Regions from separate parts of the Homo sapiens genome. Here all the other regions are linked to region 1. A link is a loop called in an ENCODE intact Hi-C map of the cell type or tissue named here. Cell type or tissue: dorsolateral prefrontal cortex. All regions are shown on one strand. Region 1 overlaps KAZN (kazrin, periplakin interacting protein). Region 2 overlaps KAZN (kazrin, periplakin interacting protein). Region 3 overlaps KAZN (kazrin, periplakin interacting protein).

The links. Peaks named below come from ENCODE experiments on the same cell type or tissue, not always from the same donor. Only the 100,000 strongest peaks of a DNase experiment are listed, where the experiment ranks them.
Region 2: a loop joins it to region 1, with 5 times the contacts of the local background. A loop is called at or near these places in 10 of 110 quality-filtered maps.
Region 3: a loop joins it to region 1, with 6 times the contacts of the local background. A loop is called at or near these places in 10 of 110 quality-filtered maps.

The regions. Positions count from the first base shown.
Region 1 is chr1:15,045,508-15,048,007 of GRCh38, forward strand. The region is part of intron 4 of KAZN (kazrin, periplakin interacting protein); the gene reads left to right. Among named protein-coding and RNA genes, the nearest start is that of TMEM51-AS1, 110 kb to the right of the region's middle. RefSeq lists an enhancer at 1,104-1,333. In dorsolateral prefrontal cortex, CTCF peaks have their summits at 1,204 (motif pointing left) and 1,404; a DNase peak (open chromatin) is centred at 1,164; H3K27ac peaks cover 1,461 bases.
Region 2 is chr1:14,613,252-14,615,751 of GRCh38, forward strand. The region is part of intron 1 of KAZN (kazrin, periplakin interacting protein); the gene reads left to right. Among named protein-coding and RNA genes, the nearest start is that of KAZN, 16 kb to the left of the region's middle. In dorsolateral prefrontal cortex, no CTCF peak of the experiment used is centred here; a DNase peak (open chromatin) is centred at 1,288; H3K27ac peaks cover 2,091 bases.
Region 3 is chr1:14,605,837-14,608,336 of GRCh38, forward strand. The region is part of intron 1 of KAZN (kazrin, periplakin interacting protein); the gene reads left to right. Among named protein-coding and RNA genes, the nearest start is that of KAZN, 8.4 kb to the left of the region's middle. In dorsolateral prefrontal cortex, a CTCF peak has its summit at 1,021 (motif pointing right); no DNase peak of the experiment used is centred here.

The DNA.
Region 1 (2,500 bases):
CTTCTAGTAGCCCACTGTTAACCAGAAGCCTTACTAAGAACAGTCAGCGAGCACATCTTTTGTGTGTTCACTGTGTCGTGTACTGTCTTTGTATTAGTTCATTCCTACACTGCTATAAAGAAATAGCTGAGACTGGGTAATTTATAAAGGAAAGAGGTTTAATTGACTCACAGTTCCGAATGGCTGGGGATGCCTCAGAAACTCATAATCATGGCGGAAGGCAAAGGAGAAACAAGGCACCTTCTTTACAGGATGGCAGGAGGGAGAATGAATGCAGAGGAACTACCACACGCTTATGAACCATCAGATCTCGTTAGCATTCTATCACTATCACGAGAACAGCATAGGGGAAACCAGCGCCATTATCCACTTACCTCCACCTGGTCCTTCCCTTGACACGTGGGGATTACAATTCGAGATGAGATTTGGCTGGGGACCCAGAGCCAACCATATCAGTATTCTTTGAATAAAGTAAGCTAGAGCAAAGAAAATGTTATTAAGAGAATCAGGCCGGACGTGGTGGCTCATGCCTGTAATCGCAGCACTTTGGGAGACCGAGGAGGGTGGATCACCTGAGGTCAGGAGTTCGAGACCAGCCTGGCTAACACGGTGTAACCTTGTCTCTACTAAAAATACAAAAATTAGCCAGACATGGCGGTGGATGCCTGTAATCCCAGTTACTCGGGAGGCTGAGACAGGAGAATCGTTTGAACCCGGGAGGCGGAGGTTGCAGTGAGCCAAGGTCAAGCCGCTGCACTCCAGCCTGGGCAACAGAGCAAGACTCCGTCTCAAAAAAAAAAGAGAATCATAAGGAAGAGAAAATATATTTGCTATTAATTAAGTGGAAGAAGAGGATCATCATCAAGGTCTTCATCCTCGTTGTCTTCACGCTGAGTGGCTGAGGAGGAGGAGGGAGAGGAAGGATTGGCTTTGCTGTCTCGGGGTGACGGAGGTAGAAGAAAATCCGCCGATAATCAGACCCACGCACCCATGCCGTCCAAACCCACGTTGTTCAAGAGTGGACTGTGCTTTGTGGGGCTCTTGTGAGGATTTCCAAGAAATAAAGCAGGAGAAGCATTTGGCACCGGGCCTGGATTCCTGGACGTGGTAAAACCACGGCAGGATGGTTTACTAAGGGCCAGGCCCCAGGACAGGCCGGGGCAGGATCCGTGGGCCTAGCCTAGGTCTCCTTGTCCAATGCTGACCCCTAGTGGTGAGAACTGCTGGGCAGGAAAAAGCTGCGGCTGCAGGGACTTCTGGGGTCCAGGGGGTTCCCACCAGTGGGGTTGATAATACTGGAGGCCCTGCTGCTGCGTGCAGCCCAGAAAGAAACCTTTGAACTTGCAGGCCAGGAAAAGGCCCCTGTTCTCCCAGGTCTTTCTCATGCCTTGTGGACAGACAGATATGTCTTCCTTCCTTGGAGTCCTGGCCTTAGGCATCCGAGGACTCCCTGGGTCTTTCTGGCCTAGAAACCAGCTCACCCTGGCTTCCACTCCCACTGCGTCTGGACACTCAGCCTGTTTCCGCTCTGGCCAAGAAAACTCAGCTTCTGGCCTCCTTCTGGCAGGCATCAGATGCATCTGCCCGTGTGAATGTTGGCAACTCAGGTTGATTGGTTTATGTTCATGTTAACAGCACATGCAGTGTCTACCCAGGGCTTGGAGGCAGAGAGAAGGGGCTTCACGAGGAGCTGTGATGACCCCAGTCTTGTTGGGGTGTCCACCTGACTGCAGGTTCCCTCCATTGCCCGCCATGCCTAAAGTTTCACCGCCAGGCTGTGTTGCCTGCAGGCCCAGCTCCCCCACTGCACAGCTGACCCTTCCTCGGGGGGTGCCTTAAGTCCTGGGTTGCAAGCAACAGAAAGCAGCTCTGCTCTGCCAGTGGAAGCATAGAGGGTGGGTTGGAAGGAAGTCAGGGTCCACACGTGCAGTGGGGAGGTGGAGGGCGCAGCTTAGCAATGGCAGAAGCCACGGCAGCTGCAGGCCGGGCGTGGTGTCTCGTGCCTGTAATCTTTTGGCTTTGGGAGGCCAAAGCGGGCAGATGACTTGAGGTCAGGAGTTTGAGACCACCCTGGCCAACATGGCGAAACCCTGATTCAACTGAAAATACAAAAATCAGCTAGATGTGGTGGCACGCAGCTGTAATCCCAGCTCCTCGGGAGGCTGAGGCAGGACAATCGCTTGAACCCAGAAGGCAGAGGTTGCACTGAGCCAAAATCGCACCACTGCACTCCAGCCTGGGCAACAGAGCGAAACCCCATCTCAAAAAAAAAAGAAGCCCCCCAGCTGCGGAGGTGGGGAGCCAGGCCCGGGGGGATGGTGCACTCAGCAGCCCCTGCAGCTGGGGGACGAACATGTCCCTTTTGTCTTCTGATGAAATCTTACCTCTGTGAGGTCCATGCAGTGTGCCCTGTGGCCCATCTTGGGCCACTTACTTGCCCCTTACCCAGGGGTCCTGGCTGTAGCTGCTGGTGCTGGGCGGTTTCTTAAGTGACCCTGAG
Region 2 (2,500 bases), 430 kb before region 1:
ACTCACAGAGGCTGGCAGGCTGAGGCCGGGGATTGTACTCTGAGGGAAAACAGATAGTATGCCGCAAACTCCCACCAACAAAATGATCATTTCCCTGGTGAGCAGGCACACAGTATTAACATTAGCCAGGGGCCAGTTTTCAATAGTTTAAACTTTAATCAAGATGGCTATTCCATACCACAAGTTAACATCTGGATTTCATGTTTCTGCCATCCATATTCCCACTGAATAGTGATTCCTAGTGTTTTTAATGAAGAGAGAAAGAAAATTTTGGCTCCTACATTTTAGTAGTCATATTTTTGCTATCTGTTGGAGAAAATACATAAATGCAAAAGATTACAATGAATTCAGTAGCTTTGTCAAATGGTTACAGCTTCGGTATTGCATATATTTGAAAACTAATGGTACATACATGCAAGAAAAATAATTCATTGTGCCCATAGGCAGCAGGTTGGAGATGTGTGGATTTTGGACTTCTCGTCACCTTCTCTGGCCACCCAGAGTCTCTGCGGCCCACAGGTTGGGCCCGGATCAGTGCAGTGCTGAACAATGTCAGGTGCAGTGAGGTGCTTGACAAGTGCCTTGGAAAACTATGGCCTCTGCCCTGGGACTTTGAGTCTTCTGCCGATTTTAAGGGATTCCTCTGTTCTTCAAACCCAACTCTGCCTCCCTGTGACACAACTGATTAACCTGTAATTTGGGCCCCTGGCTTTCAGAAAACTCTGCAAAATTTCTGCAGAGTGACTTCCTGGTATGAATACCAGAAAGCACCAGTTATGGTCAGAATAACAGAACTGGCCCCATGCTAGATTTCCGGGAATACGATGCAATTGGCCAACTGCCATCACTAACTAGTGTCACCCTGCCTCATCTCCAGCAATGTCCTAAAACCCCTCAAGCATGTGATCCGTCATATCATTTTCTCATTTATGCCAACACTGGATAATGGCCTAATCTCTCCAGCAGCATTCAGATTTATTAGAGAAGATGGCATTTACAAAACCATTTCCCTGTTCCTCTGCAAACACCCTAAGCTGTCTTATAATAAACCACTCTCTTTATAGTAAGCCTTCCTTTTAACAGTGGTTTATTCCCTGCAATTAAAATCACCTGGAAGAGTCCAGAAACTGGTTTTCATTTCTCTTCCTTCGTGTTTGGTTCATCTTTGGCTGGAGGGCTCTGCAGGACTTGGGAGTGAACATTAGAGAGAGGCAGAGGCCAAACTTTGCTAAGGATGAGAGCTCTGCAGCAGGACATGGTCAGTATGAGGCTGGACCCAGCCTGGGTGACCATCTGCTGGGCCTGCTGGCAAAGCACCTCCCGCGCTGGGTTTAGATGTTCAGGAGAAAAATACATGCGCAAAACCAAATGTGATCTGGTTGGGAGGACTTTTCCGTTCATGGTGTTTTGCTTTCAAGATTGACCACTAAAGAAAATGACAAGTTTGGCAGCCACGGTATGTTGTCATTTGAATACAACCCAGAGAAACATTGAGAGACAGTAATTTCTAGGACAAGGGCCTCCCGGGTTTTTGTATGAAAGATTTGTTTGAACAAACTAAGATGCTGATGCAGGGAAGTTCAGCATCTATAGCACAGGACAGAGATCTCTGGAGTCCATTGCCAAGTGCAAATGCTGTCTCTTAACACTTCCTAGCTCGGTGAGGCGGGCAAGTTGCTTTACTAAAATAGGCCTTGGTTTCCTCGTAGGGATAATGCTGGTCCTGACCTCCCACGGCTGTTGTAGGATTCAGGTAGAATGTGTGTGATGTGCAGAGCACAGTACTTGGCACTTGCCAATTCCCCTGTAAATGTCGTTAACAAATGTTCACAAGTCTCCAGTATCCCTGCAGGCACTGAGGAAGGAAATTGAGTTTATTCTTTGGTTTCTTTGTCAGCTAACATTCATGAAGCACTCTATGATTGACAGAGCACTGTGATGAGCGCCCAGGATACCCGGACAAGTAAGGTGCCGACCACCTGCTGGAAACCAGAGGAGGGAAGAGCAGCAGAGGAAAGCCCCATTGTGGGATCCAGAGACCTGGGTTCTAGCCTCGAGCCTGCAACTAAGAGGCTAAAGAAGAGCAGAGTGGGCCAGGCATGGTGGCGCTCAACACCTGTAATCCTAGTACTTTGGGAGGCCAAGGCGGGCAGATTATTTCAAGCCAGGAGTTCGAGACCAGCCTGGCCAACATGGCAAAACCCTGTCTCTACTAAAAATACAAAACTACCCAGTGTGGTGGTGCACACCTGTAATTCCAGCTACTTGGGAGGCTGAAGCACAAGAATTGCTTGAACCCGGGAGGCAGAGGCTGCAGTGAGCCAAGATCGTGCCACTGCACTCCAGTCTGCATGTCAGAGTGAGACTCCATCTCAAAAAAAAAAAAAAAGAGGAGCAGAGGGGACTTCTCACTTCCATGAGGGAAGTGAGGCTTGTGGTTCCAATCGTATGGCCAACGTGTAGGCTGTGGCTTCGCCACCAGCCTCCGCAACTTGCAAGA
Region 3 (2,500 bases), 440 kb before region 1:
GAAACTAAATCACTTGTTTGCAGTGAGATAGTGATGACTACAATGGGGATGATAGTAGCAGACTTCAGCATAGTGTGTACTCTGAGCCAGATACTGTTCTAAGTGATTTTCTGGATTAATGCATTTCAGGAATGCATTCAGTCTTCATAATGACTTATTGGGCAGGTACCATGCTCGTACCCATTTTCCATAGGAGAAAACTAAGGCACAGAGATGACACATTTACTTGCCAAAGGGCATATGGTCAGGAAGTGACCAAGCTCTGGCTCTAGAGTCTGTGTTCTTATTCATTCCACTTTGACATCCAGGATCACTCAACTGCCACATGACTGAGCCAGGAATGCAAACCCACTAGGTCTCTCTGCTGTTTAAACCTGTGTATGCTTCTCTGCCCTGCCTCCTAAGTCAGAAGCATCCTTTGGCTTGTTGCATTAGGGAGGTTCAGGGAGCTGTAGCCTTGTCTCTACTCCTGATTAAACTCCTGTTTCCCTAGACTGGTGGTAGTTCCTGGGTCCTTACGGTAAAGTCTTATGCTTGAGAGTTAGGCAATCAACCAGCCTCTCAGCCATCAACTGACAAAGAAGGGACTGGATTCTGTTTGCAAGACTGGCAGCCCAGGGGCCACTTATCACTAATAAAAAGGACTATTTTGATCCTGGACTTGGAGCCTCCAATTTCTTGGACTTCGTGTGTTTCATCTCTCTTGGGAAGGATGAGTCCAGGCAAAGCCAGAGTCTTGTGGCAGCCTTATTCTCCATCCATCCCATGTCTTTTCTTTTGCCTGAGTTCTCTCTCTGTGGCCTCAGTAGCCTCTAGCACCCCAAGACCATGCCCAACAGAGGACTTATTAACCTCAAACAGATACCTTCATGCTAGGGTTTCTTAGCCCCAGTACTATTGACATGTGGAGCAGATAATTCTGTGTTCTCAGGGGGCTGTCCTGTGTGTTGTAGGATATTTAGCAGCATTCCTGGCCTCTACCCACTAGATGACAGTAGAACCCTTCACACTCCAGTTGTGACAACTAAAAATGTCTCCAGAAGTTGCCAAATGTCCCCTTCAGGTCAAAATTATCCCTGGTTGCGAACTGCTTTTTATGCAGTGGTGTTAGGGGAGACTTCAATTGTTAGTCTTGGAATGACAGCTCTGTGAGGTCAGGGAGTTTTATCTATATTTTACTGTATCCTCACCACCTAGAGCAGTGCTTTGTACATAATGTAAGAGCTCAGTAAATACTTGCTGAATGAATAGATGGATGGATGGGTGAATACTAAATGATGGGGTGTGTGGACTTTGGTCTACTTTATACATGGTATCATGAGGATCATTGATTTAATGATAGATGATTTTAATTGAGTGCTTACATACCATATAACAAGCACTGTTTCAAATTCTTTACCTATAATACCTCAACGAATCCTTTAAACCACCTTATGAGGTAAGTACAGTGTTTGTCATTTTACAGATGAGAAAGTTGAGGCACACAAAGGTCACATGACTTGCCCAGGGTCACCGAGCTAGCAAGTGGCAGAGCCAGGATACAAACACAAGCCAGTGTGATTCCAGAGACTGCCTGGCGTCTCCACCAGGATGCTCTGGAGCTTGGCATCCTTTTTCCCATTACTGCCCAAGAAACTGTTATTGTTCTAATGTTGGCATTGTGGCAATTATAATTAGGATTTGCATGTCAGACACTAACTCATTCATCGTCAATCCTCAGAGTTCTGCTGGACAAAATATGCTCTGTCACTTCTGAAGAATCCGTAGCCAGCAGGGACTCCTGTCTGGCCAGAGGTAAGAGGACTGCTTAGTGCTGAGCCATGTTCAAACGTGAGAATCTCTTCTCTCTGCCTCACTGCTGGGCTGTGACCAAAGAGAATCGCAGAGGGGACTTGACTTTCCTACCTTTATGGGAAAGGGAACAGTGGACCCCAGAGCTTCTTAGTGGGGTTATGGCTCATTTTTAGCAAAAGGGATGTTCCAGGATCAGAACTGGGGAGGCAGAGTGACTTTTGAGATCATCCAAGGGGGCAATAAGAGCAATAGCCAGTGTTCGTTGAGGCTTTCCCAGATACTGTGATGAGCTCAACAAACATTTCCTCAATTTACCTTCATATTACAGAGAGTTAGATATTGTTATCCTCTCCATTCCACAGATGAAGACATTGAAGCTTAGAAGGGTTAAGTTGCTTTTCCAAGCTCTGGAAAGTAGTCCACTAGTGAACAGAAAAACAGGGGATTAGAACACAGGTTCACACGTTTGACTGACCCTGAAATCTGCTCGCTTCGTTAAGACGAGAATATCCAGATGTCACTATCAGGTAGCCCAAAGACATGCCAGTAGGACGGTTTTGCTATTTTGCTTAACGCCTTCCCTTCCTCTTTTTTTCTTCCTTTCTTCTTCCTCGCTTCTCTCTGTCTCCATCTATTGTGAGAGATTGGGCACATAGGCCCAGAGACCACAGATTTAATAAGATGGGGACTGAGTTATCTTGGACTC